Linked DNA regions of Homo sapiens: region 2 is linked to region 1. A link is a loop called in an ENCODE intact Hi-C map of the cell type or tissue named here. Cell type or tissue: heart left ventricle. All regions are shown on one strand. Each heading gives the region's core, and the rest is flanking DNA. Links, peaks and the distances in the headings are about the cores only.

Region 1 (15,273 bases), core at 6,111-8,610:
CATGCTAATAACTCCCTTCCTTCCTGCCAAAACTTTTTATTGAAAAATTAAACCATCTTGTCTTTATTTTAGATTGTAAACAGGCAAATTAATTTTATTGGTTAAACCACTCTGGAGGAAGAAGGGGGCTTTTTACCTTCCATGCCATGACATCATCTCATCTGTCACCTTTTAAAAGCCCTGTGTTTGAAATCAACCCTCTTGGCAGCCTCTGCACTGGGCGGTAGCAGCATTACAAAGAGAAGGGGGAAAAGGCCATAAAATGAACTGACTGTTGGAAATTTAGTGATATGGCTACAAAGAATCAGGCAGGAGAGCCAGACCTGTAACAGCTGCTCCAGTCTTAAGAGTCTCAGCTCTGGAGGCAGCCAGCTCCCAACACATCATACACTATGGCAGATGCCGACTGCAGCAGGAGCATTAGTGGTTATTAGAATGGGGATAAGGTTTGAAATTGTGTTTGGGCCAGTGTGTGAAGGAATGACTGTTCTCTTCCATTCAACCACTAGGGAAGTTAGAAACATCTAATCTAGGAAGGGGTGAGTTTCTTTCCTTAACTCTGCAAATGGTCTCTTCTCTCATATGATTCTCAGGTCCTTGGGCCTTGAAAAGTTTAATCAGCACACTTCTCTCCCTAGTATCTACTTCTACCATAGTCGAGGCTACCCTGTTTTCATTGCTAGGCTCCTATAGTCTTCTGATTGTCATGCTGTCTCGGGTCGAGATTCCTGAGAAAAAAACCATTGAGATGGAGATTTGTATGCAGAAAGATTACTGAGGACTGCTTCAGGAGTCACTAATGATGAGGAGTGAGGGTAGCAGGATCGGGCAGGAGGAGAACTGAAACTGTGATGCAGTTGCCATGAGACCTCAGCTGATCCCACAGGGAGCTCTGGAGCTCAGATAGCCCTTTAGAGCCACCTCAAATAAAGCCTTTGTAGCAATGCTGATTAGTCATCTGATGCCAGCTGTCTCCAGGGAGGGACATAGCCTCCCTGTGGCAGCTTCCTTACGCCAAGGGCTAGTCTCAAAAAGGGATTTAACTGTGAGTTGTCAGCAACCAACAGTTCTGTAGCTGGGGAGATGTGCCTCAGTCCTGAAGTGGGGACCTGGGATACACATCACGGTGTCTACTATCTACGCATCACGGTATCTACAAATGTGGACTGCTCCCCATTTGCTCTTGTGCCCTCACTGTCTGTTCTCTCTCCTGTATTCTGAATTATCTTTCCAAAATGCAGTTGAATATGCTTTCCTTCTGCTGATAAAGTCATCAATGATTTCTTATTGCCTCAAGGTAAAGATCCAAATCTTAAGAGCTTTGCAAGAACTGAATCAGTATGACTCTGCCTGGATTTCAGCCTCTTCTATCTCTATCTCTCTTAGTGTGTCTCTACACTTAGGCAAGGGCTACTGTGCATGCAGTTCTCACTCTCTGCCATGCCTTTCTCCCCCTCTCTCCCATGGTAGAGGTTTTCTTTTTCTTTTTCTTTTTGTCATCCAGTGTTCCACTCCTCTTCCTGGTTTTGGGAAATCCTATTATGTGACTCAAAAGGAGGGAAGCCTATCTCTTGGGCACCTGACCTAGGTTTGTACAGCTGGGAGTTTCCACTCCAGGCTTTGTATCTTGACTTAGTGACAAAAAGCCAAAGGGACAATGGGACTTAATTACTGACCTCAGCAGCCACATCATGGAGCAGGAGTGGCTATGTGCTTGGGAGCAAGTCCAGGAGAGTTTCTGCTGCCAGCTTCTCTTGATTCCTGACATTTTCTGAGTTTATTCCTCCCTCCGGTCTTCCTGTAATTTGGTGCATCACCCAGTATCTTCCTTATTCATTCCTATTTTGGTACACTTTTGCTTTATTATTCATATTTTTGACATCAACTCATGAATAACTTACTTAGGGAAGCTTTCAATGGTGCCCCTATCCAGTGTAGGTCAATTTCCCTCTCATATCACCAAGTTCTCTTCCTCCTGAACACTTATGTATCAGTTTGTAATCAAACATTAATGGAAGTGATTATTTGATTAATGTCTATCTTTCCAATTAAATTTTGAATCTTCTGAGAGCAAGACTGTGTTTATTTTTGTTCACCTTTTTTTCCACCTGTCTAGCACAGGGTCTAAAACTAATATCCAAGCACACATTTTGATTAAATAAAAGAATAATGACAGTCAATAGGAATTGGCTGGCTATAATTTTTTTAAAATGAGGAAGATATGAATATTGAGGAGAAAAGATGTATTATTTTCCTGGAGGACTGAGAAAGCACCATCTTTGTTAGGCACTGTCTTCATGCACTTGTCAATAATTTTCTGTGTTTCTTCTCTTTCTCCCTTTTGTGACCTGTCCTAATGACATAATTGATTGCCTCTCTTACACTCTGATCCTTATCACATTTTAGAAGGGCTGAAAAATTCCAGCTTCACATTTTTTGGATCTGGGTTTTCCCACTCTTTAGACACAACTTTGCTTTGCTTTCCTTCTTACCCTTAATTGAACCCTTTAAAGAACTACTGATGAAATCAATAGGCAGCCTATGCGTGGAACCAGATTCTTTTACAGAGACTTCATTAGATTGCCCTGGAGAACTGCAGTGACAAAGATACTCCTTCAGTAGAAAGAGCATTAAATGAGAGTAGCTCCTGATTGTTCCTTTTTTTTTGGGTTTCTACCAAGCCTCCCATTTCCAACTTCTGGGCTCAAACTTATTGTCCTTTCCATTTGATCCTTGCTAGGAGTTTGGTTTTCAGATGGCCTTGGGAGGTCTGAGGCCAGAGATGGATAAATGCTATAATGATAGCTGTCCATTACCACACAGCCACCAGGATGTTTGTGGGGAGGATGAGCAGGGTTGAGTTTCACAATCTGGAGGCCACTTCAAATAGCATGACCCAGCTTTCTCCCACATCAGAGCACACGGGCTTCCAATGTGTTCTCTTTGCACAGAACTCCTTGTTATCTCTGGTCCATGGGTCCAGGGCCAACTTGGAAAAGGGATCCACTGACTTCCTCTGTCAACCTCCCCACCTCTTCCCAGGGCCAAGATACCAACACCCAGAGCTAGTCCTTATGGTGGCATCAGTGAACAGGGAGATTATCCATAGGGAAAGGTAGTTTTTGCTCAAGAAGACAGCTTTCTCTTATCAGAAACCACTGGTCAAAGAGAAGGGAACAGAGGGAGTATCCGACGGGCTCCAGAGCTGTGTTAGGCAGTTTTACACAGGTTGTTACTGGATTCTCACATTATCCTTGACAAATAGGTAGAATTATGACTACTTTATAGATTAAAATATTGAGGTTCAGAAAGGGCAAGTGACCAGGCCACAATCACACAACGTTAAAGTAGCAGAGCAATGATTAAAATTGAAGATTGATTCAAAGTCTGGGCTTTTCCCATCCTTCCAAGTTGTCATGCTGAAAGGGCACTATGGAACACAGAATTCCTGTGCCTGCTAAGAACTCAGCCTGGAGGAGACTTCTGCTTGCATGCAGTGCTAATCTCTCTTATCTATGGATGCTGCTTGGCATTGGTCTGCTGGCACTGCTGCACCCCATATGTCTTGGGATGTCTATATTCAGAACATTTTTCTGGGTATCCTATTTTTGATTGGCATGGTATCTAAAGCAGACAGGATGGTGTTGTGAAAATTGAAGGGAGCTTGCTTAAGAGTTAGAAAGTCCAAGATTTAGATTCCAGTTCTGTCATTTACTAGTTGTGCGATTATGGGAAGTTGCTTTACTTCTCTAAGCTGCATCCTCAAAATGGAAATCCTATTACCTTTGTGGCAGAATTTACTTTGTAATAAAGTCACGCTTCCTTATTTTCTTTAAGTTAATTTATAATATATCAGATTCTAAGCTCCCTTTTACCTGGCGCATGAAAAAAGTTTTCCTCAGACATCATAAGGGCTTCCCCTGTTAGGGTTGCGTAAGACTTATGTGTGGAAGACATACATTTGTGGTATGTGCAAAATGGAGGATGGGATTGGAGGGTTGAGTAAGGATTCCTGTACCAGCTAGGTATTCATAAAACCACCAGTATGTTCTGTTCTGTGATAAATTGTGGCGGGGGCTGGGGGGAGAGGAGAAGAGAGAGAGAAAAACACAGAGTCAGTCCCTAAAGCTGAGGAGGCAGATAAAGTTACAATCAAGTGTGATGAATATTATTATAGGGGAAGCACATGGGGTAACTATACTAGTCTGGTGGGGAGGTGGTATCAAGAAAACTTCTTAGAGGAAATATCATTTCAGCCAAAAGCCTGATTACGTCAAAGCAAGGCAGCAGTGAGGAAGAGTGTTTCAGGCAGAGGGAACAGCATGTGCAAAAGACAAAGTATAGCCCTGTTTCAAGAACTGAAAGAGGTTCATTGAGACTGGCACAGACAGCCAGAGGGAGGGAGGCATGAGATGGAGTTGGGCAGTTGGGACCAAATAGTTTGTCTGGTGTGGTCTTGTTATCAAGGCTCACAGGCTTCCCTTGAAGGATTTACACAACAACCTTATCTAAAGGAAACATTTATAAAGCAGAAGGAAAAATGCCCCACATGAGATTAATTGTTATAATTCATGTATATATTTGTTTCTTTAAAATGTTTTTGAACACTTTGTGTCAGACACATTTCTGTAGGAATCATCTCATTTAAACATCACAGTGACTTAATGAAATAAGCACCATTATCATGCTTAATGTATAGAGCAGAAAGTTAAAGCTTAGTGAGGTCAAGTAACTTGCCCAAGATCATACTGTTCATAAATTATGAAACCCTAATTTAAATCTAGGTATTCTCATTCCAGAGCTCTCATTTTTACCTTCAAATTTTCAAATAGCTGATCACATAAGTTGCCTGTTAGCAGAAAGCAGGATCCTAGGAATGTATACAGAAGATAAACATGTTTTGATGGTGAGAGGAAGCTAGTTTTGGAGAGCTGTATTAGAGAAAAGTGAGTGCCTCTAAAAGGAGCAATTATGATACTGATATGTGTATGTGTGTGTGTGCACGCACATATATGTGCCAGGGTGAGGTGAGTGATATAGTAGGTTGAGATCCTCAACCAACATTTTTCAAACTGCTCTGCAAAGATTTCTAATCTCACATCTGTTAAGACATATTTTTATGAAAAAAAGAGGTCTGTAGTCAAGTAAGTCTAGAAGAATCTTGGAGAATAAGATTAAATTTCTTTACCGAAGAATTTCTCAGTTCGTTTAATATACTATGTAATATATGACACTTTAAGAGGGGATTAGCATTTTTCAAAGGTAATTAATACCAGCACCTATTATTATTTGCACATTTATTAAGTAATAATGCCATGGATAACACAGGTTGAGCATACTGTTCTAAACAATCTTTGTAAATTTTATGATTTCACATTAGTGAAATTGATTATAGTAGTTAGTACAGATGACCTTACATATCTTTGGGTTCCATATCCACAGATTCAACTAACAATGGATTGAAAATATAAAACAATATATATATTACATATATATATACATAAATATATATAACAATAAATATAGTATTACAACAATTTACATAGTATTTACATTGTATTAGGTATTATAAGTAATCTTGAGATGGTTTAAAGTATACAGGAGGATGTGCATAGGTTATATGCAAATACTGTACGATTTAAATCAGAGACTTGAACATCTACAGATTTTGCTATGAGGGCAGTGTGTCCTGGAACAAATCCCCTGCAGATACAGAGGGATGACCGTATAATTCTGTGAATAACTTTTGATAAACATCTTCTAGAGGGATATTTTCTTTGAGACACAGGGATATTTTTGTTGACTTGTTCATTTTAATAGGAAAGGATCTTTATTACTGCTTTAGGGCAATATTTGTGCCCTTATGCCAATCTGAGCCTAAGGGAAAAGCACTTGCTTCTCCAGATACATTTGAACGGTTGTAGATTAATCAGACCGTCACTATTTTATTACAATGTATTTGCAGAGGTGAATGAATTTGACACAGGAAGGCTCCAAATTAGACTTTAAATCCAGGATCCAGAACCTCTTGTCCCACAACATAAAGTCTTTTGTGTCAGAAAGGCTTATCCAGGTTGTAAAGTTGAACAGAATGAGGAGTGGAGTGAAAATCTGGCTTTTCGAATTAGCAACAGCACAGAATGGAAATACAAACAGAACAAGAGGGGAAGGAGAATTTACTGAATTGTAATTTCCTTTTAAAATGTGTTCGGAGGGGCCTTCACTTTTACCACAATGTTCATCCATTAAGCTTTCTCTTTTTAGCAGTAAGCATTGATTTGTGAAAAGAATGGCTCCTGCTGGAAGATGAGAAATTCGTTTAAAAAAGAAAACTCTATGTCTTCTAGTTTATGGTTTCTTTTTTAAAAAAATCAAAAAGAAGAAATTGCCAACTTAATTTTGCGTGTTTTCACTGGGATTTGTTTTTCAAATTCTTGGACTGTTTCCATTGATAGAAACAATTTCGATGCATATGGTTTGGCAGGGAAATAAGATTTTTTTGATCCCCAATAATTGTTTTCTTTAATGTTTCAAATTCAAAAACAAAACAAAACAAAAATTCCAAAAGATAAAAACTTGCTAAAGTTTGAATGTTTAACTCTTCTAAATTCATCCTTAAGAATCATGCCAATGATACGGAAACAACCTTCATATGATTTTCAAATGGATCAGAAGGAAGAACCTTCACCAAGTGGAGTAGAGTGCACCTGGTTCCATTTTTTGAGATAGGGGCACAGGTACATCTGTAGATACTTGTTCCCAGTGACTCAGGGTGGCTGTGGTAGGAAGGAGGAAATGCCTTAAAAGACACATAGTTCTTGTAAAATACAGGTAAAGAGAGCTACTCAGTCCACCTTGCCTCAATCAAACAGTAATCTTGTGACATAAGTGTTTCCATAATCTCCATTTTATAGGTGAGAAAACAGAGGCTCAGAGAGTTAAACTGACTTGTCCAAGTTCACAGATTGGGCAATAGAACTAACACTTAAATCGAACTGTATTAGGGTTCTCCAGAGAAACAGGACCAATAGAAAGTATATGTATAGAAAGAGATTTAGTACAAGAAATTGGCGAGGTGGCTGGCACGATCCATGGAGAGGAAGGAAGAGCAGTGTGGTGTGACAGCCCACCTGAGAGCCACACAGGGCAGGGAAGCCCCCACTCCCCAGCCAAGGGAGGCGGTGAGTGAATGTGCTACCCAGCCTGGGAAACGGTGCTTTTTCCATGGAACTGTGCAACCCATGAATCAGAAGATCCCACTCACGAACCCACATCACCAGGGCCTAGGGTTTCAACCCTGGAGCTGAGCAGATTCTCAACAGCCTCTCAGCTTCCTGCTTAAGCCTGCTGAGCTCCTGGGGGGAGGGGTGACCAGCACCACAGCTGTGGCTGCCTGCTGTCTAAGCCTTTTGAGCTCCTTGAGGGAGGGACAGCAGCCAGCTCTGGGACTCTTAACTGCCTAACACAGCTCCCTGGCTGGGGGAAGGGTGGCATCCATCTCCATAGCTCCAGGCTGTGCTTTTCCCCTGCTGGAGCCAGGGAGGCTGGACGTCTTGGCCCCTAGAGGTGTCCCCCACCATTCAAACACACGGGCTGTGGCAGACTGCAGGCAGAACATCTCTTCAGGCCTGACCCTGATCCATCCTTTCTCACTGGGTGGGGTTTCCCTGCAGGAACTCCAACAACTTCAGCCAGAGACTCAGGGACCCAACCCAGATCTTCCTGAGCCTGAGCCCCTAGTGAGAGGGGTGGCCGCAGTCTCTGCGGACCAGCAGACTTACCCTTTCTTCCTGGTAGTTCTGAGGAATCCAGGCAGCCCAGATGAGTGGGTTTCCCCCCAGCAAAGCACACCCCCTCCACCAAGGTGTCATCAAAGTGCTTTGTTAAATGGGTCCTCTTTTCTGTGCCACCCAACTGGGTGAGACCCTCCAACGGGGGTTGTGAGACACCCTATACAGGAGCGATCCTACTGGCATCAGTTTGGTGCCCCTCAAATTCAGAGATCCCAAAAGAAGAAGCAGGCACCCATCTTTCTTGTTCTCCAGCCTCCTGAAGTGACATCTCCAGGCACAGGAGGGAACCCCCTGCAAACCATGGCAGCCTTACAGAAGAGGGACCTGACGCATTGAAAGAAAAACAAAGTGACAACAATAGCATCAACAATAAAAAAAGTCCCCACAAAACTCCATCCAAGGGTCAGCAGCTTCAATGATTGAAATGAGACAAACTCAAGATGAGAACGAGTCAATGAAAAAACGCTGAAAACCCAAAAGGCCAGAGTGCCTCTTCCCCTCCAAATGATTGCAAAGCCTCTCCAGCAAGGACACAGAACTGGATGGAGGATGAGATGAATGAATTGACAGAAGTAGGCTTCAGAAGGTGGGTAATAAAATACTCTCCTGAGCTAAAGGAGCATGTTCTAACCCAATGCAAAGAACCTAAGACCTTGATAAAGGTTAGAGGAGCTGCTAACTAGAATAACCAGTTTGGAGAGGAACATAAATGACCTGATGGAGCTGAAAAACACAGCACGAGAACTTTGTGAAGTATACACAAGTATCAATAGCCAAATCCACCAAGCAGAAGAAAGGATATCAGAGTTTGAAGACTACCTTGCTGAATTAAGGCATGCAGACAAGATTAGAGGAAAAAGAATAAAAGAAATGAACAAAGCCTCCAAGAAATACGGGACTTCATAAAAAGACCGAACCTGTAATTGACTGGAGTACCTGAAGGAGATGAGGAGAATGAAAAGAAGCTGGAAAACGCACTTCAGGAGAACTTCCTCAACCTAGCAAGACAGGCCAACATTCAAATTCGGGAAATACAGAAAACACTGCTAAGATACTTCACGAGAGGATCAACCACAAGACACATAATCATCAGATTCTCCAAGGTCGAAATGAAGGAAAAAATGTTAAGGGCAGTCAGAAAGAAAGGCCAAGTCACCTACAATGGGAAGCCCATCAGACGAACAGTGGACCTCTCAGCAGAAAGCGAAAAACAAAAACAAAAACAAAACAAAACAAAAAAAACAGGGTTGCAATCCTAGTCTCTGACAAAATGGAATTTAAATGAACAAAGATCAAAAAAGACAAAGAAGGGCTTACGTAATGGTAAAGGGATCAATTCAACAAGAACTAACTATCCTAAATGTATACGCACCCAGTATAGGAGCACGCGGATTCATAAAACAAGTTCTTAGAGACATACACAGAGACTTAGACTCCCACACAGTAATAGTGGGAGACTTTAACACCCCAATGTCAATATTAGATCAATGAGACAAAAAATTAACAAGGATATTCAGGACTTGAACTCAGCTTTGGATCAGGTAGACTTGGTAGACAGCTACAGAACTCTCTACCCCAAATCACCAAAATATACATTCTTCTCAGTGCCACATGGCACTTATTCTAAAATCGACCACATAATTGGATTTAAAACACTCCTCAGCAGATGCAAAAAACTGAAATCATGACAGTCTCTCAGACCACAGTGCAATCAAATTAGAACTCAGGATTAAGAAACTAACTCAAACCACACAATTACATGGAAATTGAACAACTTGCTCCTGAATGATTCCATGGTAAATAATGAAATTAAGGCAGAAATCAGTAAGTTATTTGAAACCAATGAGAACAAAGAGACAATGTACCAGAATCTCTGGGACAGAGCTAAAGCAGTGTTAAGAGGGAAATTTACAGCACTAAAATACCCACATCAGAAACTAGAGAGATCTTAAACTGACACCCTAACATCACAATTAAAAGAGCTAGAAAGGCAAGAGCAAACTAATGCAAAAGCTGGCAGAAGATTAGAAATAACTCAGATAAGAACAGAATTGAAGGAGATAGAGACACAAAAAACTCTCCAAAAAAATCAATGAATCCAAGAGCCAGTTTATTGAAAAAAATTAACGAAACGGACCACCAGCTAGACTAATAAAAGAATCAAATAGAAACAATAAAAAATGATAAAGGGGATATCACAACTGACCCCACAGAAATACAAACTATCATCAGAGAACACTATAAATACTTCTATGCAAATAAACTAGAAAATCTAGAAGAAATGAATAAATTCCTGGACGCACACACCCTCCCAAGACTAAATCAGGAAGAAGTCGAATCCCTGAAGAGACCAACAACAAGTTCTGAAATTGAGGCAGTAATTAATAGCCTACCAACCAAAAAAAGCCCAGGACCAGACAGATTCACAGCCAAATTCTACCAGAAATACAAAGAGGAGCTAGTACCATTCCTCCTGAAACTATTCAAAACAATTGAAAATGAGGGACTCCTTTCTAACTCATTTTATGAAACCATCATCATCCTGATACCAAAAATGGGCACAGACAAAAAAAAAAATTTTGGGGCCAATATCCCTGATGGACATTGATGTGAAAATCCTCAATAAAATACTGGCAAACCAAATCCAGCAGCACATCGAAAAACTTATCTCCCATGATCAAGTCAGCTTCATTCCTGGATGCAAGGCTGGTTCAACATAGCAAATCAGTAAACGTAATACATCATATAAACAGAACCGAAGACAAAAACCACATGATTATCTCAATAGATGCCGTAAAGGCCTTTGATAAAATTCAAAATCTTTTCATGTTAAAAACTCTCAGTAAACTAGGTATTGATGGAACATATCTCAAAATAACAAGAGCTATTTATGACAAACCCACAATGGGCAAAAGCTGGAAGCATTCCCTTTGAAAACCAGTACAAGACAAGGATGCCCTCTTTCACCACTCCTATTCAACATAGTGGTTCAACCTGGAGGTTCTGGCCAGGACAATTAGGCAAGAGAAAGAAAAAAAGGTATTCAAATGGGAAGAGAGGAAGTCAAATTATCTCTATTTGCAGATGACATGACTTTGTATTTAGAAAACCCCAACATCTCAGCCCCAAAACTTCTTAAGCTGATAAGCAACTTCAGCAAAGTTTCAGGATACAGAATCAATGTGCAAAAATCACAAGCATTCCTTTACACGGACAACAGACAAGCAGAGAGCCAAATCATGAATAAACTCCCATTCACAATTGCTACAAAGAATAAAATACCTAGGAATACAGTTATCAAGGGAAGTGGAGGACCTCTTCAAGAAGGACTACAAACCACTGCTCAAGGAAATAAGATAGAACACAAACAAATGGAAAAAAATTGCATCCTCATGGATAGGAAGAATCAATATCGTGAAAATGGCCATATTGCCCAAAATAGTGTAAAGATTCGCTGCTACTCCCATCAAACTACCACTGACATTCTTCACAGAATTAGCAAAAACTACTTTAAATTTCATATGGAATCACAGAAGACACTGTATAGCCAAGACAATTTTAAGCAAAAGACAAAACAAACAAAAAACAAAGCTGGGGGCATCACTCTCTCTGACTTCAAACTATGCTACAAGGCTACAGCAAGCAAAGCAGCATGCCCAGCATGATACTGGTACCAAAAAAGACATATAGACCAATGGAACAGGACAGAGACCTCAGAAACAACGCCACACATCTACAACCATCTGATCTTCAGCAAACCTGACAACAATGAGCAATGGGGAAAGGATCTCCTATTTAATAAATGGTGCTGGGAAAACTGGCTAGCCATATGCACAAAACTGAAATTGGACCCCTTCCTTATACCTTATACAAATATTATTAACTCAAGATGGATTAAAGACTTAAATGTAAAACCCCAAACCATAAAAACCCTAGAAGAAAACCTAGACAATACAATTCAGGACATAGGCATGGGCAAAGATTTCATGACAAAACCACCAAAAGCAATTGCAACAAACGCAAAAGTTGATAAATGGGATCTAACTAAACTAAAGAGCTTCTGTACAGCAAAAGATACTATCATTAGAATGAACAGGCAACCTACAGAATGAGAAAATTTTGCAATCTACCCATCTGACAAAGGTCTAATATCCAGAGTCTACAAGGGACTTAAATTTACAAGAGAAAAACAACCCGGCCAAAAAACGTGAAAAAAAGCTCAATATAATGGATTATTAGAGAAATGCAGAGAAAAACCACAATAAGATACCATGTCACGCCAGTCAGAATGGCAATTTTTAAAAAGTCAAGAAACTAATAGATGTTGGCAAGGCTGTGGAGAAATAGGAACGCTTTTACCCCATTGGTGGGAATGTAAACTAGTTCAACGATTGTGAAAAACAGTATGGCGATTCCTCAAAGATCTAGAACCAGAAATACCATTTGACCCAGCAATTCCATTACTGGGTACATACCCAAAGGAATATAAATCTTTATAAAGACACATGCACATGTATGTCTATGGCAGCACTATTTACAATAGCAAAGACATGGAACCAATCCAAATGCCCATTAATGATAGACTGGATAAAGAAAATGTGGTACATATACACCGTGAAATACTATGCAGCCATAAAAAGGAATGAGATCATGTTTTTTGCAGGGACATGGATGAAGCTGGAAGCCATCGTCCTCAGCAAAGTAACACAGGAACAGAAAATCAAACACTGAATGTTCTCACTCATAAGTGGGATATGAACAATGAGAACATATGGACACAGGGAGGGGAACAACACACACCCAGGCATGTTAGAGGGTGGAGGGACAAGGGGAAAGAACTTAGAGGATGGGTTAATAGGTGCAGCAAACCACAAAGGTACACGTATGCCTTTGTAAAAAATCTACATGTTCTGCACATGTATCCCGGAACTTAAAAACAAAAAACAAACAAAAAAGAAATTGGGTCACATTGTTGTAGAGACTGACAAGGGTCAGGATTTGCAATTGGCAAGCTGAAGACCCAGGAGGGCCAATGTTTAGTTCTTGTCTGAATCCAAAGGCCTAAGAACCAGGAGAGCTGATGATGTAAGTTCCAGCAGGCTTGAGATCCAGGAAAAGCCCATGTTTTAGTCCAAGTTCTAAAGTCCAGAAAAAACCAATGTCCTAGCACAATAGCCAGGCAGTGGGAATTTCCTCTGACAAAACCGTTTTGTTCTCTTTTGGTCTTTAGTTGATTGGATGAGGCCCATTCACATTAGAAAGAGCAATCTGCTTTATTGAGTCTACTGATTCATAAGGTAATCTCATTCAGAAACATCCTGACAGACAAACCCACAATTCTGTTTGGCTAAATATCTGGGTATCCTACGGCTCAGCTAAGTTGATACATAAAATTAACCACCACACAGGTCTTCTGAGTCTAAATTCCAGGTTCTGTTGGTTTAATTACAATATTAAATCCCCTTTCTGAATCCATTTTTGAAGCTGCTCTTGTCCATGCTCTTGTTATGTACATATTTCTTCAACAGTTTTACCTATCGTAGTTCATGATGTTTGTATGCATGACTCTGTCGATCAAGTCTTTCTCTTCACAAAGTTTTATGTTCATATTGATCCTTTACAGATAAATAAAACTAAAGGGCTTGCTTCCCCTGGCCACCCCCCACCCCCGCCCCCCGCCCCGAGTCTTGCTCTGTCACCTAGGCTGGAGTGCAGTGGCGCAATTTCGGCTCACTGCAACCTCCACCTCCCAGGTTCAAGTGATTCTCTTGCCACAGCCTCCTGAGTAGCTGGGATTACAGTTGCACATCACCACGCCTGGCTAATTTTTTTTTGTATTTTTAGTAGAGATGGGGTTTCACCATATTGACCAGGCTGGTCTTGAACTCCTGACCTTGGGTGATCCACCCGCCTTGGCCTCCCAAAGTACTGGGATTACAGGCTTGAGCCACAGAGCCCGGCCAGACTTAAGGACTTTTTGTTTGGTTGTTTTGGTCTTTTTTTACCCGCCGCCCCTCAATGGGACACTTGGCCATGTTTGCAAAACATTTTTGGCTGTAAAAACTGAAGTGGGAGGGTACTTCTGGCATGTAGTGGGAAGAGGGTAAGGATGTGGCTAAACATCTTGCAATGCATAGAATTGCTTCCCACAGCAAAGAATTAGATAACCTCCAATGTCAATTATGTCAAGGTTCAGAAACTCTGCTCTAGTGTAAGTGTCCTTAGGGTTCACTGTGGCTTTTGGGACATCTGTACATACCATGAAAACATATGCAAACTTATATATATTTAGCATGTACTTTTTTTTTTTCTGTGGAGAGTCATGGCTTTCTTCAGATTATGACAGCTTCATGCCTTCCACGGTAGGTGTGGTATCTTGATACCTAATATCAAGCTTCTTCTCTTGTCCCTTCCTGCACTGTAGAAACTTGATGGTTAGAAACTATCTGTATAGTTATTGTAATGGATATAAATTTAGTTCTCCCAAGTATATGCTTTAGGTTTATAAAGCTGAAGTGAGGCACGGACCATATTTCTGCTGTTTTGGTTGTTTTCTGCCGGTATAACATTGGATTTTCAATATTACCTTTCCAGGGACCACTCAAGAGCATCATGGGTGGTAAGAGGCAGTATGGTGGCAGTGGCAATGAAGGCCTTGGTATTGTAATATTAGATCACCATTGCAAGAGTATGTTCATGAAGACCACAGTTCCAGAAGCAGCCTTCTTATTCCCTACCTTCCTGTTAGAGGTGGGGATAACAGCTCCCTTGATGAATCATTGAATAGTTTTCTAGGAGTCATTTCTGGAGGCTCAGCCTAGAACCTGTTCCTCCAAACTCTCTAAAATTTTGAAAGGACCTAGTTCCCCATATTGAATCTCATTCACTTAAAATACTAAATCAGGTGTCTGTTTCTCATAACTGGATCTTGCCGATGCACTTCTGAAAAGTTGAGAATTGCTAATTTGCTGGACTGCTGGCCTAATGGGGTTGCTGATTCTTTTTTCATCTATCTAGATGGCAAGTTTTCCTGGCTTTCTAAGTCAGAGAGCTGTTCAGAAATGTTTGACCTGGAATATTACAGTAAGCTTGTCATTGTAGAGAATTAGAAAACACCCAGTGCAAAACAGACATTACTTATATAGAACTGTTTACTGGATATGCAAGAAATATTAAAAGGTTAACAGTGAAAAGGGCCTTAGAGACTGTCTAGTCAATTTGTTTTGCAACAGTAGAAATTCATGGAACATTTCGGGTTATCACAATCACTGGGGAGTGCTAGTGGCATTTAGTGTCCAGAGGACATGGGTACTAAATACCCTGCCATGTGCTGGACAGACTTACATCATAAACAACTGTTCCTTGCCTGCCAATGTCCATAGCACTCACATTGAAAAATGTCAGCCCAATCTCCTAATCTCCTTGTTTTCCCAAAGAAGCAAGTTGAGCACAGAACAATGAAACAATTTCCCTAAGGTCA
Region 2 (15,273 bases), core at 8,192-10,691, 56 kb after region 1:
AAAAACATTACATACTGATGGATTGGAAGAATCAAGATTGTAAAAATGGCCATACTGCCCAAAGCAATTTACAGATTCAGTGCTATACCTATCAAACTCCCAATGTCTTCACGGAATTAGAAAAAACGATTCTAAAATTCATATAAAACAGAAAAAAAGAGACCAAATGGCCAAAGCAATCCTAAGCCAAAAGAGCAAAGCTGGTGGAATCATACTACCCAACTTCAAGCCATACGATAAGGCTACAGTAATCAAAACAGCATGGTACTTGTACAAAAATAGACACATGGACCATTGGAACAGAATAGAAAACTCAGAAATAAAGCCACACACCTACAATCATCTGATCTTTTACAAGGCTGACAAAAGCAAGCAATGGGGAAAGCACTTCCTATTCAATAAATGTTGCTGGGATAACTGGCTAGCCATATGAAGAAGATTGAAGCTGGATCCCTACCTTTCACTATATTAAAAGATTAACTCAAAATAGATCAGGATTTAAATGTAAGACCTCAAACTATAAAAATCCTAGAGGACAACCAAGGAATTGTTGTTCTCCACATCAGCCTTGAGAAATAATTTTTGGCTAAGTCCCCAAAAGCAATTGCAACAAAAATAGACAAGTGGGACCTAATTATACTGAAGAATTTCTGCTCAGCAAAAGAAAGTATCAACAGAGTAAGCAGATAACCACAAAATGGGAGAAGATATTCACAAACTATAGATCTGACAAAGGCCTAATATACAGCATCTATAAGGAACTTAAATCAACAAGAATAAAACAACCCCATCAAAAATGGCAAAGGACATGAACACTTCTCAAAAGAAGACATACAAGTGGCAGCCAACAAACATGAAAAAGTGCTCAGCATCACTAATCATCACAGAGATGCAAAAATCAAAACCACAAGGAGATACCATCTCACACCAGTCAAAATGGCTTTTATTAAAAAGTCAAGAAAAACAACAGATGCTGGAAAGGCTGTGGAGAAAAGGGAACACTTACACACTGTTGGTAGGAATGTAAATTAGTTAAATCACTGTGGAAAGCAGTCTTAAGATTTCTCAAAGAACTTAAAACAGAGCTACCATTCATCCCAGTAATCCCATTACTGGGTATATACTCAAAGCAAAATAAATTATTCTGCCAAAGGACACACAAATGCTCTTATGTTCATTGCTGTGCTATCCACAGTAGCAAATATGTGGAATCTACCAAGGTGCCCATCAATGGTAGATTAAATAAAGAAAATGTGGTACATATACACCATGGAATACTACACAGTCATAAAAAAGAACGAAATCACGTGGGGCATGCTGGCTCACACCTGTAGTTCCAGCACTTTGGGAGGCCAAGGCGGGCAGATTACGAGGTCAGGAGTTCAAGGCCAGCCTGGCCAACATGGTGAAACCCCGTCTCTACTAAAAATACAAAAATTAGCTGGGCGCAGTGGCTCATGTCTGTAATCCTAGCACCTTGGGAGTCCAAGGTGGGTGGATTACGAGGTCAGGAGTCCGAGACCAGCCTGCAACATGGTAAAACTCCGGTTCTACTAAAAATACAAAAATTAGCCTGGCGTAGTGGTGCGCGCCTGTAATCCCAGCTACTCAGGAGGCTGAGGCAGGAGAATCGCCTGAACCCAGGAGGCAGAGGTTGCAGTGAGCTGAGATCACATCACTGCACTCCAGCCTGGGTGACAGAGCAAGACTCCATCTCAAAAAAAAAAAAAAAAAAAAAAAAAGAAGAAGAAGAATGAAATCATGTCCTTTGCACAAACATGGATGCAGCTGGAGGCTATAATTCTAAGCAAAGTAACACAGAAACAGAAAACCAAATACCACAAATACCACATGTTTTCACTTACAATTGAGCTAATCATTGAGCACACATAAACATGATATAGGAATAATAGAGAAAGCAGGCTACTACAGGGAGGAGGGAGAAGGGGTCGTGTGTTAAAAAAAAAAAAAACCACACCTATTAGGTACTATGCTCACTGTCTGGGTGATGGGAATCAGACCCCTAATCTCAGCATCATGCAAAATTTCTATGTAACAAACCTGCCAATGTACCCCTGTGTCTAAAATAAAAGTTGAAATTTAAAACCAAAAAAACACACATCAAGAATCCAGAAAAACAAAGTAAATGCCCATGACTGAATGACATCACTGGAGAATCCTATTAGACTTTTAAAGAACTACCACCAGCTTTGCAGACGCCTCTGCTATCGGGTGCCCTGTAGTATCAGCCATCGTCAACCCCGCCGTGTTCTTCGACATCGCCGTGGATGGCGGGCCCTTGGACCGCGTCTCCTTGGAGCTGTTTGCAGACAAGTTTCCAAAGACAGCAGGAAACTTTCATGCTCTGAGCACTGGAGAGAAAGGATTTGCTTATAAGGGTTCCTGCTTTCACAAAATTATTCCAGGTTTTATGTGTCAGGGTGGTGACTTCACACATCATAATGGCACTGGCAGCAAGTCAATCTATGGGGAGAAATTTGATGATGAGAACTTCATCCTAAAGCATACAGGTCCTGGCATCTTGCCCATGGCAAATGCTGAACCCAACACAAACGGTTCCCAGTTTTTTCATCTGCACTGCCAAGACTGAGTGGTTGGATGGCAAGCATGTGGTCTTCAGCAAGGTGAAAGTAGGCATGAATATTGTGGAGGCCATGGAGCGCTTTGGTCCAGGAGTGGCAAGACCAGCAAGAAGATCAGCATTGCTGACTGCAGACAACTCTAGTAAGTTTGACTTGTGTTTTATCTTAACCAACAGACCATTCCTTCTGTAGCTCAGGAGAGCACCCCTCCACCCCATTTGCTCTCAATATCCTAGAATGTTTGTGCTCTCGCTGCAGTTCCCTTTGGGTTCCATGTTTTCCTTGTTCCCTTCCATGCCTAGCTGGATTGCAGAGTTAAGTTTATGATTATGAAATAAAAACTAAATAACAACAAAAAAAGAACTACCACCAATTCTTCTTAAACTCTTCCAAAATATTGAAAAGGAGGGAACATTTTCAAACTCATTCTATAAGAGCAGCACCACCCTGATGCCAAAGTCAGAAAAAGATATGAGAAAGAAAACTACTGCAGGCCAATATCCCTGATGAACGTTGACATAAAAATCTTCAACAAAACATTAGCAAATGAAATCCAACAATATATTAAAAGGATTATATATTATGACTAAGTGGGATTTAGTTTGAACATGAAAATTCATCAATGTAATACATTACATTAACAGATTAATACAGAAAATCGTGACAAAATTTAATATTCTTTTATGATAACAACAAACTAAGAATAGAAATATTTTACTTCAACTTAATAGATGCCGTAGGTAAAAGGCCCACCGCTAGCATCATACTCAAAATGGCAAAAAGCTAAAACCATTTTCTCAAAAGCAGGAACAAAGTAAGGATCCCTGTTCTCACCACTTCTACTCAACATAATACTCAAAATCCTATTCAGAACAGTACGGCAAGAAAAAGAAATAAAAGCACCCAATAGGAAAAGAAGCAGCAAAATGTTCTTTGTTTGTAGACAACGTGATCTTGTATGTAGAAAACCCTAAAGGTATTACACACATTTCACACAAAACCTGTCAGAAGTAATAAATTTAGCAAAGTTGCAGAATTAAAATTTAACACAAAAAAAACAGTTAAAGTTCTATAAACTAACAATGAACAATCTAAAAGGAAATTTTTTTAAAAATTACATTTAAAATAGCATCAAAAAATTAAAATACCTAAAAATAATCTTAACCAAACTGAAAAATTTACATCCAAAACTGAAATATTGATAAGTTGGAAAAAGACAAATAAATGGCAAGATATTTTGTGTTCCTGCTTGGAAAGAATTCATGTTGTTAAAATGTTTATACTACCCAAAGTGATCTATAGATTCAATACAATCCCTATTAAAATCTCAACAGCGTTTTTTTTTTTTTTTTTTGCAGAAATTGCAAAAAATTTCAAAAATTAATCTGGGATTACTAAAGGCCCCAAATAGTCAAAACAATCTTGAGATAGAAAAACCTGGATGCCTCACACTTTCTGATTTCAAAACATTTAAAATCTGCAATATTTAAAACAGCATGATAATGACATTAAGACACATAAAGGCCAATGGAACAGCGTAGAGAGCCCTGAAATAAATCCTCATGTACACGATCAAATGATCCTCAATAAAAGTGTCAAGGCTACACAATGGGGAAAGGGTAGTCTCTTCAAAAAATGGTGCTGGAACGACTGGATGTTTACAGGCAGATAAATGAAACTGGGCCCTTATCTTACACTATATACAAAAATGAATTCAAAGTGGATTAAAGATCTAAAAATGAGAACTGAAGCTATAAGACTTCTAGAAGAGAACATGGGGGAAAAGTTTGAGCTATTGAATTTGGCAATGATTTCTTGGCTATGACGCCAACAGCACAGACAACAAAAGTGAAAATAGACAAATGGGACTACAGCAAATGGAACAACTTCTGCACAGCAAAGGAAGCAAACAAGTGAGTGAAAAAGCATGGGAGGAAATACTTGCAAACCATAAGTCTGATGGGGGGGTATTATCCAGAATATATAAAGGACTCCTATATCTTAACAAAAATAGAAACAATCCAGTTAAAAAAAAAAAGGAATTGGGCAAGCACTTCTCCAAATAAAATATAAAAATGGTCAATAAGTGTGTTGAAAGATACCCAACATCAGTAATAATTAGGGAAATGCAAATTAAAACCACAATGAGATATTGCTTCACACCTGTTAGAATGGCTGCCATCACTAAAACAAAAAATAACAAGTGGTAGTGAGAATGTGGAGAAATTAGAACACTTGTACACTGTTGGTGGGAATATAAAATGGTGTAGCTACTATAGGAAACTGTGGAGGTTATTTTAAAAGTTAGAAATAATATGTGATCCAGCAATATCACTTCTGGGTATCTAAAATATTTGAAAAAGGATCTCCAAGAGATACTTGCACATTGGTGTTCATGGCAGCACTATTCACAATAGCCAAGAGATGGAAACAACCTAAATGTTCATCAACAGATGAATAAAGAAAATGTATCATATACATATAATGAAATATTTTCAGTCTCACAAAAAGAAGGAAATAATGTCACATGCTTCTACATGGATCACCCTTGAACAAATTATGGTAATTGAAATAAGCCAGTCACAAAAGACAAACACTACATAATTCCACATATATGAAGTATCTAAAATAGTCAAACTCTTAGAAACATAAAGTAAAATGGTGGTTGCCAGGGGTTGGGGCAAGAGGTAAATGGGAGTTGCTTAATGGATATATAGTTTCAATTTTGCAGGATGAAAAAGTTCCAGAGTTCTGTTATACAATGTGTTTATATTAATACTACTGTATTGTGCACTTAAAAATCATTAAGTTGGTAACTTTTATGTTATGTGTTTTTGACCGCAATAAAAAAGTAATTCATATGTCTAGTACAATGCCTGTAAAGAGTAATAAAAATATAATTACTATAAAACTGATTATAATAATGATTTACCAATCAGAGTAAAAGTCACCAACTTAACCTTTCAGAAGAGGAAAGTGAGTTCCAGAACATTCAAGAAACTTCAATAATAGAGCTCAGACAGGGCTTAAGCCACCTGCCTTCCTACTCTATCCCTCTCGTTGTGAGGAAGATTTAAGCAGTATAGATGTTAATAAAAAAGATTGGAAGTTCTGAAGATCCATTCTTTTAATGAAACATTTATAGTTATTAGGAGCTTAACAAAGATTACCCACATGCCATAGATAGTTGAATTAACACTATCTATGTGTTAATAACACATATCAATGTGGCATTCATAAGTACCATAGTCCATATGATTATCTGGGTGGGGTAAAGAGTTTTAAAGCATGAAAGAAAAATGAAAGAAACACCAAAACAGTAGGAGCATTCTTCAAAGAGGTCTTTAATTCACAGATTTTTAAGTCTTTTCTCCAACAAATCATAAGGCAGAAATTTCACACTAGGGTGAAGAGAGAACACGGAGAAACAGCTAATAGCCTTAAAAAGAGACATTTTAATGAACTCTACAGATGTTATTAGAATTTTTAATTTAAGTGAAAAAAAGAAATTTTAAAAAGTGCCTGAAAATGTATGACAGAAAAAAATCATTTAAATTCACCCACAAGCTCCTGTTAAAATGCCCTCTTGTTAGACTCCATACCTCTCTCTGTAAGCCAAAAAGACAATCAGAAAAGCCAACTGTTTCCTGGCCTCCTTATTAGTATTTGCAGGAGTGGAAAGGGAACTCCCAAACTCTTCATGAGCTGGCAAGACTCCGATCTCTTCCTCTTTTCACACCCGATACTCACAGCCTCACCATTGCCATCTTTCTTGAGACCATGAAAACTCACCTTATTATACCCTTTCTCCTTGTTTATGTCACCAAAAGAAGCACAGTTCTCCCTGGTCAACTCTCCTCCCTGTTTGGCTCCACACAGTCATTATCTGCCCAAACCTCTGCCACATACATATTTAGTAACCCCTTTCCTTGCTTTATTTTTCTCCATAGCACTTATCAACAGCCACCTAATCATACATTTTGTCTACTTCTTCGGTTTGTTTTCCTTTCACACTAAAATCTAAGTTTTATGAGCTTGGAGATAGGTGTACATTTTGTTCAGGGCCATATATTCATCACCTAGAACAGTGCCAGGCACGTGGGAAGCATTCAATAACTATTTGGTAAATTTAAAAAATGTACTTGATAAATACACTTGGATAGTGTGCTAGAGATTTTGCTAGTGAGGCATTGAGGGAGAGGGGAGTGGAACTAGAGATGAATTGGTTAGGATCTCTGCCCTCAAAGAGTCTGCAGTCCAGGAGGAGAGAAGATTGTCATACAAGCTAGAGTTGAACAAGTGTTTTAAGAAGTGTAGTAAAGACTTCCAATGCTCCCCTCAGTCTGGTTCTCCTCTCTTTCCAGGCCAGTGCAACGATACCAATTTTCCATGCCCTTTGCCATTAAGCAGGGACATGTGACTCTTGTTCTGACCAAGGGGTTGTTAAGCCGAAGTGATGTGTGTCACATTTGGACCTAGGACTTAATTGTTAGTGCAAGAATCTCCAGTGTTGTCTTCTTGCACTGTTTACAACTGAAGAGATGGCATGTTCTAGATAGTGCAGCTTGAGGATGGAGAATCTTGCATCAGCCTGGATTGATGAGGGGCTGTGTGGAGACGGTTTCCCTGAACCTTCAGCAGGTTGTTTCACTAAAGAGAAATAAACTTTTGTTACATTATCTCAGCTTTTAAGTGATTGAGATTTGGGATAATTTGTTCCTTTAGCGTAATGTAGACTACCTTGATTAATATAAGGAGTATAGAAGATGTCATTTTTCCTGAAGTCAGAATTATAGCACATGTCTTGAAAAATGGTCTATTAGAGCAGAACATGTAAAATTAGGAACACCCTCCATGGCTTGGAAAACTGTGAAGACACCTCTCTAAGTTTAAAAGAAGAGGAAGGTTCTATGTTTTCTTGTACAGTTGGACGCTGTATTACTTTCTCCTCTGACTTCAGAATGGCAAATAGAGCCAGGAAAAGCTGGAATAAAAGTTGAGAAAATATACCCTTCATAATGGCAATCCATCTGGAAGGTCATGAATTGAAAAATAGTTCCTGAGCGTCTATTCTATGCCCACCATTAGGTTAGGCACAAAAGGAGATGCCAGCGAAGACACAGTTCTCACTCTGAAGGAGACTATGGTCGTTACTGTAAATAGCTGCCAAATTGTCTACTGCAATATCTGCAAGGATTGTAAGAATTTAAAGGAAAGGAAGATCTCTGAAGTTTGGAGGGATCTAGGAAGAATTCTTAGAGGTGAGGGTTTGAAGTTGGCCTTAAAGAATTGGCAGGATTTAACACTACTAGTTAATTGTAAAAATATATTTTTATGTATGTAATGTAATGTATTCTTATTAGACACAATGTGAATATCTATGTAGCCTATTCAATCTTTCAGCAATCCTGTAGACACTATCTCCATTTTACAGATAAGAAGACTGAGGCTTGGAGATGTTAAATAATTTATCCAAGCCACAGAGCTGGGATTTAAACCCAGGTTTATTTCCTGCCAAAGTAGATGCTCTTAATCCTTGAAGTTAATTGTGCTGAGATGGAAAGCTGAGGAGAGAGTCTTTGGGGATGAAGCATGCTTTGGAGTGAACCTTACTTGCTTTGCTCTCAGACATTTCAGGGCCCTGACTTTATTGATTTTTCAGCAGAAATTTGAATATTTTTTTCTTCTGGTTGTGCAGGAGGAGCTAGTTGGTCTTTAAATGGTCCCCAAAGTAATGAAGCTGCCCAGCTATTAGCTTTGCTGAGTGAGCCACCTCTTCATATTTCCCAGGTACAAAAACCCATTTCAACTCTTCACCTACACAGTTATGACAAGGAAAGTAAGTGGTGGGTGAAACTGGTCCCAGTTTATCCAGACAGCTGGTTTCTCTAAGGGGATCATCAGTGACCTTGTAGCAGAAAACCTAATATTGCCTGCTGGGATTCCAGTAGGACTCCAGCTACACAGTTTTATCTGTGGTGGGTGATTGAGCATTGTGGGTTCAGTTTGGGTCCTTGCAGGAATCATACAGCATGCTCAGAGGGCTGACTGAAGAGAATTTAATGAAGAAACTGTGTGTAAAGCTGAGGGTATCGTAAGGGAACCAACACAGAATAACGAGGCCCCAGGGATTAACAACGTCAAGAAGCCATTGACACGTCTAGGCAAATAAAGGGAACAGTAAGCTAAACCCAAGTGTGATAGACAGAAGAATGGCTCCTTGAAGATGTCTGTGCCGTAATCCTCAGGGTCTGTGAATATGCTGCCTTACATGGCAAAAGAGACTTTGCACATGTGATTAAGGTTGAGGACTTTCAGATAAGGACATTATCCTGAATTATGCAGATGGGCCTAATTTAATCACTTAAGTCATTAAAGGAAAAGAACGTTTCCCTGCTATGGCCAGAGATGTGATGAAGAAAGAAAGGCCAGAGAGAGGCAACGTTGTTGGCTTTGAAGATGGAAGAAAGGGGCCATGAGCCAAGGAACATGGGCAGACCCAACAAGCTGAGAATGGTAAAGCAGAATTCTCAAGAGCCTCCAGTTCAGAGTGCAGCCTTGCCAACAGTTTGATTTCAGTCCATCAAGACTTCTGTCAGACATCTGACCTACAGAACTGTAAGATAATACATTTATATTGTTTTAAGCCACCAAGTTTGTGCTAATTTGTTTCAGTAGCAACAGAAAACTAAAACAACAAGTAAGAGAGGCTACCTATAAGAGCTGTGGGCCCACATAAGGAAATGCCGCCACTGCCCAGCTATATTCCAGCAGTTAGGGAGGGAAATAAATGCTCTGACCTCTCTTTTTTCCCCTGCCCTGGCAGTGTTTCCCATTAGCTGAACCCATTAGCCAAAAGCTATAGGGCAAAACAGCCTAGATGATGCAATTCCTAAAGTTTAGTCCTCTAGAGTACAGAGCAGGGTAGAAAAGGGCAGAGATGGATTTATAGGGGCAAATAAAAAACAACCAGCATAGATGCTGAACTTAAGGATGGAGGTTTTAAATGGTTGTGTTTCATTTGATTTCACTCATTATCATAGAAGAGAGGAAGTGAAAGGAAGCATCGCCATAACTGCTTTCAGGCAGGGGATTGGATTAGTTCAATATATTTTCATTGTTATAGCTAGGGAGTAAATATGTAAATTTATTAATACAAATCAATCAGTCCAATCAATCATTCAACAAGTCTGCTTGAAAGACTTCCTATTTATTAGGTATCAAGAAATAAGTGGGGGTGAATGAAGTAGGTTACAAGAATGTATACACAGCCTTTGCTCTGTAGGAATTTTAAATATGCAGAATAGGGATGGAGCTGCAGTAGCATGGAGAGGCAGACATGTACAGCCAGCCATAGTTTATCTGTCAGGGCCATATGCTTGTATCTGTGAGGAAATATGGAATGAGGTAAAGCACAAGGGAGATGGGGGTCGGGGGAAGCATTCATAGAGAAGTGGTACTTAAGTTGGGCTTTGAAATACGGGTAGGATTTTCTAGCCTCAAAAAGGGAAAGGACATCCAAAGTGCCCAAAATGGCATGAGCAGAGGAAAGGCCAAAACCTTGGCATTCAGGGAACAGTGAGAAGTTTTGTCTTGCTGGAATATAGGATGCTTGGGGCATGTGTTACAGGAGTGGCATGATAGGATCAGTTGTCTTATAAAGGGTTTTGAATGTCGTGTGTATGTGCGTGTGTCAGTGTGTGGTGTTAGCACAGAAAAAAATGTGGTTTAGTACAGGAAAATAGTTGGCATGACCTGTAGAAGTAATGTGTTTATTACAAATACACTTTTTAAACAAAAATCAGCAAAATGTGTGAAACAGGTCATTGCTTCTGTAATATAAACATTTCTATCTCTCCAAGACAATTCTTGTCTCCTGCCCTCACATACCCCACTCCATCCATTTATTTATAGAATTTTATACACCAAAATAAAATTCTAGACGAAAATGCTGAGAGAACCACAAACTCTGTATTCCCTGAAGGCAAACACATGGCAGAGATGACTTCTTTGCCTCAGATGGTTCTTGTCCTCTTTCTCTTTATACCCCCTTTTCTCCTGGACTGTGCCTGCACGAAGACAGACAGACAGACACACACACACATACACAAACACACGCGGAGGTCAACTCTGAAAGTGCTCTCCTGATTGCAGGAAAATGACCAATGTCTCTCTCTGCACCTCTCAGAAAATACTATGCTGCCTATGGGGCCATTTGGCTGGTTGACTACATCAATGATTTCCAGCGTCCTGTTCAATATCATTCAGATGTGGCCATTGGCCTCAAAAAATGTACCTTGTCTTACTCAAGAAAAACAGCACTTCTATTTCAGAGGCTATTTAGGAGGAAGAAATGGAAATGCTTTCTTCCTCCAAGACCATCAGAAAAACTGGCCGGGCCTTCCTTGACATGAATCACACAGTTGCATATGTTTTTTTTTCCTGGGATCAAACCCTTTCTGTATTGCAAGTGGGCTGGATAGTGCATGAAAAGAGATGGCTTTTATTATTATAGACATTCTATTTAATTACACTGCAACTGTCTTCAGTAGAATACACTGGAATGCTGTGGTAACAACATACATCTTTTCCAAGAACCTCAGTGGTTGAGCAAACATGAGGAAAGCAATACTAAATCAGAGAGAAAGATCCAGCCTGGGATTCAAGAAGCCTTGGGCTCTTGTGAAAGTTGGTTTCACTTTTCTGTACCCAAGTCTTTCATTCACAAAATAAGAGGCTGAGGAAAAGATTTTAAAGAGACAATTAGGAGAGTGTGCTGGTTAAAAACAGCTAAAAATAATGGCTTAAATCCAGCTCTGCCACCTGCTAGCCATGTGATCCTGGGTGTGGCACATTGGTTTATTGTTTCTTCTATAAAGACGATAAAAATGGTGCCTAGCTATGGGGAGGGGTGAATTAGAAAATGGACATAAAGTGCTCTGAGTAGTGTGTATGTGGTCATGCGTGTGTGTAGGCTTGCGTGGAGGCAAAGAAAAGTTAGGACTCTGTGGGGCAGTGACAGAGCCTCTTTGTGGTCACTTAGGAATCATTGAATTGGAGTTTGAATGCTGTCCCTTGGAAGAGGGTAGTGGGCTACAGCTGCCACAGCTCTGTTGCATATTTTACCCAGTTACTTCTAGTAAAGAAATTCTTCAACAAATAGGATAGGAAATACATCCAAATCCAAAAATGGCGATAAAAAGTGACTTGGCAGGGGAAACCAATGAAGTATCAAATAATAGTGTTCACATCACAGTGAGCAAATGCTTGCTGAATGCAGGAATGAAATAGTTTCTGGTTGGAAAGGAACACTCATTACCACTGACTTGGCTTCACCTTGTATTAATTTGAGAAATCAGTGGTGAATGATGTAACCTGTCATCCTTTTCTAACCTCTTTCCTTTGGAATTGGAGAATGAGATGAGCTTAACCAACGTCTCATCAAGAGGCTGTGAAATAAGCAATACAATGAAGAGGAATTAAAGTACTGCAGACCATATCTCCTAAGACTTGTAGGAAATGATTCACAGTTCTGGTGGTGGAATTCTTACAGAACACATGGGTGGGGAGGGGAAAAAATAATCCATCCAACTGCATGCTGGCTTTTCTCAAGGTAAAGTCATTGATTATGCTGGGTTCATAACTTTCCCCCTAAAGAATGAGGCAGTCGGATAGCGTGGACATCAAGTCAGGATGTGACTGGGGGCTAGAGAGGGATAGTTTTCCCTTATGGACTGAGAAAAATGAACTTGCCAAAAAAAAAATCTAAACTGGGAAATAGATATCTCCATTCCCTCTTTTCTGTCAAATTATCTCATGACCAGAAATCATTTAAATACTTTCCCCATCCCTGAAATGTAGGCCAATTACAAAGTTAGATGTTCATCTCCTTCATGCATACGAAATGTGGCTCTTTCATCAGGAGAGGTCCATTAGTATGTGTCTACAGCCCTGAGTTTTATCATTATCATCACTATAATGGCCTTCCTGCCTGTTCAGAGTTTAGTGCCTATTGAAACAATTTTCAGTACCTTGAAATTCCCTGCCTTTAACCCAGTATTACAAAAGGTCTTCCTCAACTTGACAATGAATGGTGATTAAATTCACATGTATGGAGGTGGCCCAGAACATGGTTGGACCATCACACAAGAATAACAATACTTTGGTTTGTGGTCACTGATTCAGCTTTATAATGCTAAAATCCTTTGAGGTTTTATTTCTATACATACTTGAGATCATCATAAGGCTTGCCTATATTCATTTATCATCTATCGGCTCACTTAAGTCATCCTAACAAATGTTTATACTATTGCTTCACTTTTCTCCTGATCTTAGAGAAGACTGGGACATGCATTTAATGTTTCAACACATTCCTCAGTTACCACTGTGATGGAGTGTTCTTGGAAGCCTCTCCATTTTTTTTTTCCCCATCTCAAGGCCTTGGCTGCCTTCCAAGGGATGTACCTTTTGAGACAACCATTACCAGTTCTGGGTTAGGTCCTCCTCATCTCTACCACCTTACAGGTCTAATTCCTTCTGCCTCTAATCCAAATAAGGTTGCTGGCCATATCTGTCTAAATAATATTAAGATTACTTTGGAATTGTGCTTTACATATTTCAGACCACTTTTCCTGAGAACTTTGATACCTAATAGTTTTACCAGCTTTGTCTTAAGGCGGGGAAAGGGCTGGTGAGTGAATATTTTCTAACTGGAAGTTATTTCTTGGGGCAGACTGTGGAGCTGGTTTACCCTGCTTGTCTTCAATAATAGCAAAGATGCTGGGCAGACACAGTTTGGGATCTGTTTATAGCCAAGATGATATATTAGTCTTTTCAGAGCACATATGGTCTGGTTTTCAAGTGTATCTTGAGGAATCATCTTTTTTTTTTAATTGAAAAACAGTATACTGATACATCTGCATTTATAAAAGGTAGTATAAACAGATACTTCTTTTAGTGTATTGGGATCCAATAACCATCTCCATCTCACATTTTTGGAGACCCTAAGGTATCTCCCTTGTTTATTCTTACATGCCTTAGAGAATCAGTATTGTTACTTCATAAATCTGTATCACACTTGCTAAAAGTCCTTCTGCCACTCTCACAGTACTGGACGAAAGTTCTTGTATTATTAGTACTCATAATATTTGCAATAAAAAACATGATATTGAGCAAACAAAAATTCTTTGCATTTTTAAGAAAATTCTTCCTAAACACACAATGCTGTTCCATTGCTATTAATCTAAATGAACTGCACGTGTTCTCCCAGTTTAAATTTACTGTTCATTCAGAAACGCCATTGTAAGTCCTGGATGCCTCAGCCCGTCTTCTGAGGGGAGTTACGCTTATTTTTTTTTTTTTGTCTTTTTTTTTTTTTTCCTTTTTCTGGAGAATGGGGTCTCGCTATATTGCCCAGGCAGGTCTTCCACTTCTGGGCTCAAGCTGTCCTCCCGCCTCTTGCCTCCCTGAGAGCTGGGATTACAGGCGTGAGCCACCACACCCGGCTGCCTCAGCCCATCTTCTGGATTGTTTTTCTTATTGGAGACTGATTGCTGGATGCAGCAACCCTCTGAATTAGGTCTGAGCAGGATATATAAGTACTGAGATCATAAAGCACACTACAAAAGTCCTTAGGGCATTTCTTACTGAGATTACTCATGCTCTGTGGACCATTTTCTCCAGGAGTTCCTTGAGATGGGTTTTGGTGTTGGAGGAAATCCTAAAGATATGGTGCTCTACGAAGGCTGCAATATTAGAAGGCCATTGGGATTCAGGGGAAAGCGGAAATCACTATTTTAGTAGCCCTCTCCCTGCTAAAACTCAATTATCTAATTATATGAAATTCTATGAAATATAAATTTACTTCAGTATTCTATTTCTGCAGTGCTAAATATTTTGGATTGACCATAAATATTCAGAATCATACCAAATTACTCTTGTTGAGGAATTCAGATCAATTAATTTATCTGCTCTGTGAAACTTTTCTCCTTAACCTTTGCTCTCCAAAATTCTGTCCCAAGCTAAGCTAATCTGGTTTTTCTTTTTAGAAATCTGGAATTGGTACTGCTGGGCTTTGGAGCTGGAAGCTTATCCTGGGCAGGGACAATCACTTTCTGCCAATTATACAAAAAAGAACAAAAATCCGGTTGGCACAGAGAGAAAAGAATATATATAATGCAAAAATCATACATGAGGATCAAACGGTCTTGAAGAGATGGAGATAGTTACTTAAGTCCTGACCTTCTACTCCTGGTTCACTTATCACATAAGATACATCTGTACTTCCCCATAAATTTCCATTGAGACGTACTTTAATGTGAGCAGTGTTATGTTCCTTGGAAAAAATTGAGCTAGCTCAGGGTAAGAAAACAACCTATTTCCTCCTGCACTGAAGCAGTAGATATAGCTGCAGAAGAACACACAAATAATGTGATTGATTGATTGATATCCATTTATATTTACAACCACAATTTTTAAATTTCCATAGGTTATTGGGGAACAGGCAGTTTTTGGTTACATGAGTAAGCTCTTTAGTGGTGATTTGTGAGATTTTGGTGCACACATCACCTAAGCAGTATACACTGCACCCAATTTGTAGTCTTTTATCCCTCACCCCTTTCCCACCCTTTCTCACTGAGTCCCCAAAGTCCACTGTGTCATTCTTATGCCT

The links. Peaks named below come from ENCODE experiments on the same cell type or tissue, not always from the same donor. Only the 100,000 strongest peaks of a DNase experiment are listed, where the experiment ranks them.
Region 2: it touches region 1 in a loop (4-fold over the local background); 1 of 110 quality-filtered maps calls a loop at or near these places.

Annotation. Positions count from the first base shown.
Region 1 is chr9:7,542,018-7,557,290 of GRCh38, forward strand. It overlaps the pseudogene PPIAP33. Among named protein-coding and RNA genes, the nearest start is that of DMAC1, 250 kb to the right of the region's middle. RefSeq lists an enhancer at 6,939-7,534. In heart left ventricle, for the core only: no CTCF peak of the experiment used is centred there; a DNase peak (open chromatin) is centred at 7,394.
Region 2 is chr9:7,595,629-7,610,901 of GRCh38, forward strand. It overlaps the pseudogene PPIAP33. Among named protein-coding and RNA genes, the nearest start is that of DMAC1, 200 kb to the right of the region's middle. In heart left ventricle, for the core only: no CTCF peak of the experiment used is centred there; no DNase peak of the experiment used is centred there.